3 separate regions of the Homo sapiens genome follow, and regions 2 and 3 are each linked to region 1. A link is a loop called in an ENCODE intact Hi-C map of the cell type or tissue named here. Cell type or tissue: ascending aorta. All regions are shown on one strand.

Evidence for each region. Hi-C counts contacts between places; a loop is a spot of excess contacts. Peaks named below come from ENCODE experiments on the same cell type or tissue, not always from the same donor. Only the 100,000 strongest peaks of a DNase experiment are listed, where the experiment ranks them.
Region 2: a loop joins it to region 1, with 2.2 times the contacts of the local background. A loop is called at or near these places in 34 of 110 quality-filtered maps.
Region 3: a loop joins it to region 1, with 7 times the contacts of the local background. A loop is called at or near these places in 18 of 110 quality-filtered maps.

The regions. Positions count from the first base shown.
Region 1 is chr19:920,339-922,838 of GRCh38, forward strand. KISS1R (KISS1 receptor) reads left to right here. Exons shown (of 5, transcript NM_032551.5): 5 at 1-667. The coding sequence ends at 410. Among named protein-coding and RNA genes, the nearest start is that of KISS1R, 4.3 kb to the left of the region's middle. RefSeq lists an enhancer at 1-449 and silencers at 201-270, 1,497-1,576. In ascending aorta, a CTCF peak has its summit at 1,512 (motif pointing left); DNase peaks (open chromatin) are centred at 172 and 1,503; H3K4me3 peaks cover 598 bases; H3K27me3 peaks cover 1,164 bases.
Region 2 is chr19:1,242,994-1,245,493 of GRCh38, forward strand. ATP5F1D (ATP synthase F1 subunit delta) reads left to right here. Exons shown (of 4, transcript NM_001687.5): 3 at 1,104-1,192; 4 at 1,322-1,832. The coding sequence ends at 1,444. Among named protein-coding and RNA genes, the nearest start is that of ATP5F1D, 2.5 kb to the left of the region's middle. RefSeq lists a silencer at 1,335-1,494 and an enhancer at 1,695-1,854. In ascending aorta, a CTCF peak has its summit at 1,549 (motif pointing right); DNase peaks (open chromatin) are centred at 1,598 and 2,478; H3K4me3 peaks cover 1,749 bases; H3K27ac peaks cover 2,500 bases.
Region 3 is chr19:663,832-666,331 of GRCh38, forward strand. No RefSeq gene overlaps it. Among named protein-coding and RNA genes, the nearest start is that of RNF126, 1.9 kb to the left of the region's middle. In ascending aorta, a CTCF peak has its summit at 1,216 (motif pointing right); a DNase peak (open chromatin) is centred at 1,220; H3K4me3 peaks cover 1,114 bases; H3K27ac peaks cover 429 bases.

The DNA of each region.
Region 1 (2,500 bases):
GGCTGGTGGCGGCCGTGGTCCTGCTCTTCGCCGCCTGCTGGGGCCCCATCCAGCTGTTCCTGGTGCTGCAGGCGCTGGGCCCCGCGGGCTCCTGGCACCCACGCAGCTACGCCGCCTACGCGCTTAAGACCTGGGCTCACTGCATGTCCTACAGCAACTCCGCGCTGAACCCGCTGCTCTACGCCTTCCTGGGCTCGCACTTCCGACAGGCCTTCCGCCGCGTCTGCCCCTGCGCGCCGCGCCGCCCCCGCCGCCCCCGCCGGCCCGGACCCTCGGACCCCGCAGCCCCACACGCGGAGCTGCTCCGCCTGGGGTCCCACCCGGCCCCCGCCAGGGCGCAGAAGCCAGGGAGCAGTGGGCTGGCCGCGCGCGGGCTGTGCGTCCTGGGGGAGGACAACGCCCCTCTCTGAGCGGACCCGGTGGGAATCCGAGCGGCTCCCTCGGGAGCGGGGACTGCTGGAACAGCGGCTATTCTTCTGTTATTAGTATTTTTCTTACTGTCCAAGATCAACTGTGGAAATATTTTGGTCTCTTGTGACGTTCGGTGCAGTTTCGTTGTGAAGTTTGCTATTGATATTGAAATTATGACTTCTGTGTTTCCTGAAATTAAACATGTGTCAACACAGGACTTTCTGGATCATTCCAGAAAGTGTCAGACGTTTTCTCATTGTCTTGTAGTTGACTGTCACTGTGTACGATTCATTCCACTTTTTTTTTTTTTTTTTTTTTTGAGACAGTGTCTCATTCTGTCACCCAGACTGGAGTGCAGTGACGCGATCTCCGCTGACTGCAACCTCTGCCTCCCGGGTTCAAGTGATTCTCCTGCCTCAGCCTCCCGAGTAGCTGGGATTACAGGCGCCCGCCACCACGCCCGGCTAATTTTTGTATTTTAATAGAGACGGGGTTTCTCCATGTTGGCCAGGCTGGTCTCGATTTTCCTGACCTTAAGTGATCCCCATGCCTCTGTCTCCCAAAGTGCTGGGATTACGGGCGTGAGCCACCGCGCCCGGGGCCTCATCCCACTTTTAGAGAGACTAAAATGTGAAAACAGACAGTGCAAATGCCCATCAATCAACGAGCAGATAAAGAAAATGTGGCGCGCGCGCACACACACACACACACACACACACACACAGAGAAGACTACTACTCAGCCATAAAGAGTAATGAAATGGCATTCACACAACCTGGCCGGAGTTGGAGACCACTACTCTAAGAAACTGGAATGGGAAACCAAACATCCTATGTTCTCAGCCTCCTGCCTCAGCCTTCCGAGTAGCTGGGACTACAGGCGCCCGCCATCACGCCCGGCTACTTTTTTGTACATTTAGTAGAGACGGGGTTTCACCATGTTAGCCAGGATGGTCTCGATCTCCTGACCTCGTGATCGCCCGCCTCGGCCTCCCAAAGTGCTGGGATGACAGGCCGTGAGCAAAACTCATTTTCAGGTGAGACGGCGCCACCTAGCGGCCGCCGGCGCTGGCCCCGCCCCTAAGAGCCCGCCCCCCCTCCCCTCCCGCCGGCCGCAGTCCCGCAGGTGCCCGGCAGATGGCACGCGCGGCCCGCGGAGGTTTCGCGCCTTCTTTTCTCGCCTCCAGAAGTCCCAGAGGTGCCCCGTGCCCAGGGCGCGGTGTCGCTCCTTCGGATCCCAACCTGGACCCCCGGTTGGAGGTATCCCCGCTGTGAAGTGGGGCAATCAGAGGCACATTGTGAATTATCCCGGTCTTAGGCACTTTACTTTTGAGGGCCCCTTCTATGAAAACGTTATTCAAAATGGTAATTTATTCTACAATATTCACCGTCAAAGAAAAAAAGAAGAAAAAGATACTTTATTCTGCTTCATGTCCTGGAAGAGGGGTAAAAATGATATTTTATATCTGCGTCAGTATAAAGAGAGATATAACAGGCTGGATTCATTATATATGATTTTTTTTTTTTTTTTTTTTGAGATGGAGTTTTGTTCTTGTTGTCCAGGCTGGAGTGCAGTGGCGCGATCTTGGCTCACTGCAACCTCCGCTTCCCAGGTTCAAGGGATTCTCCTGCCTCAGCCTCCCAAGTAGCTAGGACTACAAGCCTATGCCACCACACCAGGCTAATTTTTGTATTTTTACTAGAGACAGGATTTCGCCATGTTGGCCAGGCTGATCTCAAACTCCCAGCCTCACGTGATCTGCTGACCTCCACCTCCCGAGGTGCTGGGATTACAGACGTGAGCCACTGTATTTTATTTTTTGAGACAGTCTTGCTCTGTGGCCCAGACTAGAGTGCAGTGGTGTGATCATGGCTCACTGCAGCCTCGACCTCCTGGGCTCAAGCAATCCTCTTGCCTCGGCCTCCCGAGTAGCTGGGACTACAGGTGTGTGCCACCACAATTGGCTAATTTTTGTATTTTTTGTAGAGATGGGGTCTTGTTACGTTGCCCAGGCTAGTCTCAAACTCCGGGGCTCAAGAGATCCTCCTTTCTCAGCTTCCCAAAGTGCTAGGATTACAGTCTTGAGCCA
Region 2 (2,500 bases), 320 kb after region 1:
CGGGTGCCTGTAGTCCCAGCTAGTCAGGAGGCTGAGGAGATTGTGCCACTGCACTCCAGCCTGGGCAACAAGAGTGAAACTCCATCTCAAATAAGAAAAATACAGTTTTAGCAGGTTTGTCCACTGAGGAGCCTGGGCTGGCCGGTGATGAAAGCGAACCAGAGGGGACCCTGCTCTCAGCCGGTTTATGACTGGCTCTGGACCAACCAATGTAGGATGGTCGAAGCAAGAGATGTAAAACCACCCAGGCCCAGTGGTTCATGCCTGTAATCTCAGCACTTTGGGAGACTGAAGTGGGAGAATCGCTTAAGCCCAGGAGTTTGAGACTAGCCTTGGCAACATAGTGAGACCCTGTCTCTACAAAAAATAAAAAGAAACTGACCAGGCGAGGCTGGGTGCGGTGGCTCACACCTGTAATCCTAGCACTTTGGAAGGCCGGGGTGGGAGGGTCTCTTGAGCCCAGGAGTTTGAGACCAGCCTGGGCAACATAGTGAAATCCCATACTACAAAAAATTAGCTGGTTGTAGTGGTGCACACCTGTAGTCCCAGCTACTCGGGAGGCTGAAGCAAGAGGACCGCTTCAGCCGGGGAAGTCAAGGCTGCAGTGAGCCAAGATCATGCCACTGCACTTCAGCCTGAGCAACAAGAGTGAGACCCTGTGCCAAAAAAACCCCTCAAAAAACCATGTTGGGAGGGCTGATCAGATTAGGGGAGGAAGGTCATTTGTGCAGGAAAAAAAGCAGTTCTAAGCCTCACTGGTTTCCAGTGGTGGCCAGATTTGAACTCAGCTTGCCTTTGGCCCTGACCCCAGCTCAACCCATGGGTGGTGGGTCAGAGGGAGGGCCTCTGTCCCCAGGCAGTGCTTTTGGGGGTTCCTCCAGCTTCTAGTCCTTTCTTGCGGCCCCTGTTTTGTTCTTCTCTAGCAGTTGCCCGCCATGTTGGGCCCAGGGCCAGTCCTGTGGGTCTGTTTGCACACTCAGGACACAGACTTGGATGTTTGTGGAGCTCCTGGTTCACAGGGGGCTCTGGACTTGACCAGGGGAGTCCCTGAGGCTGTGCAGCCCTTTGGGGTCTCACGCCTTCCCCCCGCCCCATTCCCCCAGTGAGCAGCGGTTCCATCGCAGTGAACGCCGACTCTTCGGTGCAGTTGTTGGCCGAAGAGGCCGTGACGCTGGACATGTTGGACCTGGGGGTGAGTGTCAGAGGGGACCTGAGGCTCAGCAGGTTGGAGCTGTCCAGGCTGCGGGGGAGGGAGCGCTGGGGGACCAGGAGCCGGGCTGGGGTCGCTGCTGGCCCCTCACCGCCCCTCAACCCCTTGCAGGCAGCCAAGGCAAACTTGGAGAAGGCCCAGGCGGAGCTGGTGGGGACAGCTGACGAGGCCACGCGGGCAGAGATCCAGATCCGAATCGAGGCCAACGAGGCCCTGGTGAAGGCCCTGGAGTAGGCGGTGCGTACCCGGTGTCCCGAGGCCCGGCCAGGGGCTGGGCAGGGATGCCAGGTGGGCCCAGCCAGCTCCTGGGGTCCCGGCCACCTGGGGAAGCCGCGCCTGCCAAGGAGGCCACCAGAGGGCAGTGCAGGCTTCTGCCTGGGCCCCAGGCCCTGCCTGTGTTGAAAGCTCTGGGGACTGGGCCAGGGAAGCTCCTCCTCAGCTTTGAGCTGTGGCTGCCACCCATGGGGCTCTCCTTCCGCCTCTCAAGATCCCCCCAGCCTGACGGGCCGCTTACCATCCCCTCTGCCCTGCAGAGCCAGCCGCCAAGGTTGACCTCAGCTTCGGAGCCACCTCTGGATGAACTGCCCCCAGCCCCCGCCCCATTAAAGACCCGGAAGCCTGACTGTGTGCTCGGCTCTTGTTCCTCCACCTGGCCCGGTGAAGCCGGGAGCGTCCTGGGCCCCTGCTCACGTCCTCCATGTCCCTTGCAAATAGGGCCTTTGAGCTCCCCTGGACTATGTCCCTTAGGGCACCTGGAGGTCCGTAGGAAGCAGGCTCGAGGGGGTGGGTGGGGTGCAGCCAGGCGGGCAGGCTGCTGACCTTCACCCTACAACGGTGGGGAGGGTGAAGGTCACCAGTGATGGGGACATCGGTCAGGGAGGGGTGTCCCTGCTGCTCCTGGCGCCTCTGCCGAGTTCCTGGTCTCCAGGCCTTGACCCTGAGCCCTGCTGGCCCTTGGCCCTGCCCACCAGCCTCTGGAAAGAGGCGGGCCCCACCCGCTCCCACGCTGGCCCCGCCCTGTGCCAGCCGGTCCTGTGGGTGGCCCTGCCTGGCCGGGTGCCGAATCTGCAGTGTTTTTGGCACCTCCGTGGGCACCTAGGCTTCTGGGTTGGCCCCAGATGGAGTGGGGTGGGCCCAGGAGGGGGCGGCTCCCTGGCACTGCCCCGTTGGGCCTGCCTCTTCTCCTTTCCATAACCCTGGGGGCGGGCAACACTGGCTCCAGCTGGTGTGTGGACGGCGGGGGCTGGGGTCTCCTGACCTCCTCCCTTCCTTGGGACAGGGCCCTGTGCA
Region 3 (2,500 bases), 260 kb before region 1:
CCCGTGGGGTCAGACAGAGGCTGAGGTCTGTGGGTTGTGGCCTTGTTTCCAAGATGCTCCACGGGCTGACGGCCCAGGCGCCTCTCGGGTGCGGAGAAGGCAGGAAACCTAACCCCTGCTTCCAAATTTAATCAGTAGAAACGGTATCATCACCCAGCACAGGCCAGGATCATTTCTGAGGTTAGTTCTGGCCCAATCATGCATGCATTTCTTTTTTCTTTTTTTTTTTGAGACGGAGTCTCACTCTGTCACCCAGGCTGGGGTGCAATGGCCCGATCTCGGCTCACTGCAACCTCCGCCTGCCGAGGGTTCAAGCGATTCTCCCGCCTCAGCCTCTCGAGTAGCTAGGACTAGAGGCACCCGCCACCACACCGGCTAATTTTTGTATTTTTAGTAGAAACGGGGTTTCACTATATTTGGCCAGGCTGGTCTTGAACTCCTGACCTCGTGATCCGCCCGCCTCGGCCTCCCAAAGTGCTGGGATTACAGGCATGAGCCACCGCGCCCGGCCTCATGCGTGTATTTCTTTCTTCACTCAACACTCATTGAGCAACTACTGCACACCAGACCCTATGCTGAATGCACGCAGATACCCCCAGTCCCATGAGATTGGACAGGAGCGTGGAACTCAAGGGTGACTCTGGCTCTGCCTGGGGAAAGAGAGAGAGGGCTTCCGAGGGGTAAGGACATTGGAACCAGGGCTGAGGGATGAATAGGATTTGGTTGGAGTTGGACTTCCTGCAAAATGAGGCATTGGAGCGAGACTGTTGAGGAATTAAGAGTTGGAGCCTGTGCATTTAGATTTTTTGTTTGTTTGTTTGTTTTTTAGAGATGGAGTCTGGCTCTGTTGCCCAGGCTGCAGTGCAATGGCGCAATCTCGGTTCACTGTAACCTCCGCCTCCCGGGTTCAAGTGATTCTCCTGCCTCAGGCTCCCGAGTTGCTGGGATTACAGGCTGGGCACCACCACGCCCGCCTAATTTTTGTATTTTTAGTAGACGGGGTTTCACTATGTTGGCCAGGCTGGTCTCAAACTCCTGACCTCAGGTGATCCGCCCGCCTCGGCCTGCCATAGTGCTGGGATTACAGGCGTAAGCCACCGCGCCCGGCCTGCATTTAGGGTTTTGAATGTCCAGAGGTTGGGGACAGGGGCTTCAGCCTCCTTCCAGTCGTCTTTGCAGCAGCGCGAATCCAGTCATTCCTGCTCTGACCACCAGAGAGCGCACGGGCCCCGTCCCTGGGAATCCAGGAAAACCCCAGGCTGGGGAGGGGCGAGGCTTGCCAGACGCAGCCCCTGCACCAGCCTTCACGCTCCGCAAGTGCAGGAGGAGCAGCAGGCCTGGTTCAAACGACGCCAAACCACGAACTGGCTGTGTGTCCCTAGGCAAGTGGCCTAACCTCTGAGAAGGCGGCAGAACCTGACGGTTTTCCGTTGGCTCGGAGCAGACATGAGGACCGCTGGCACCTCCTCAGCCCTCTCTGTGCTCTGCTGCCTGCCCCGAGTCACCTGCCCCTCGCTGACCCCTCCCCAGCCTCACTGGCCCCCTTGGGTGGGCTAAGCAGGTTCCCACCTCTGGGCCTTGCAAGGCTGTGCCCTTCCCCAAGTCCCCTCTCCTTCCCCTGCTTTTTTTTTTTTTTTTTTTTTTTTTTGAGATGGAGTCTCACTCTGTTGCCCAGGCTGGAGTGCAATGGTGCGATCTCAGCTCACTGCAACCTCCGCCTCCAGGGGTCAAGCGATTCTCCTGCCTCAGCCTCCCGAGTAGCTGGGATCACAGGCATGCGCCACCACGCCCGGCTAATTTTTGTATTTTTAGTAGAGCTGGGGTTTCGCCATGTTGGCCAGGCTGGTCTCGAACTCCTGACCTCAGGTGATCCGCCCACCTCGGCGTCCCAAAGTGCTGGGATGACAGGCGTGAGCCACCGCGCCCGGCCCTTTCCCCTGGTTTTTAGGAGGCTGCCCCATCCACCACTGCACCCCACTTCTCAGAGCCCCCTTTCCATCCCCCACAGCCATCCTCACATCTGTGGGTTATTAATGGCGTCTCCCCATATGTGAGGCCAATACCCAGCGCACCAGTAGGTGTTCAGTAGATTCCCAAATGCACCAACAGTTGCCGAGTGTCTACTGTGTGCTGGGCTCAAGCAGGTGCTGGAAACACAGTGGGAATGAGAAGGAACGTAGGGATTTTGTATCAAACTAAGCAGGGCGAGGTGGCTCACGCCTGAGACCAGGAGTTCAAAACCATCCTGAGCAACATAGTGAGACCCTGTCTCTACAAAAATAGAATTAGGCCGGGGACAGTGGCTCATGCCTGTAATCCCAGCACCTTGAGAGGCTGAGGCAGGAGGATCACTTGAGTCCAGGAGTTGAAGACCAGCCTGGGCTACATGGTGAAACCGTGTCTCTACTAAAAATACAAAAATTAGCCAGGTGTGGTGGCGGGCACCTGTGATCCCACCTACTCAGGAGGCTGAGACAGAAGGATCACTTGAGCAGGAGGC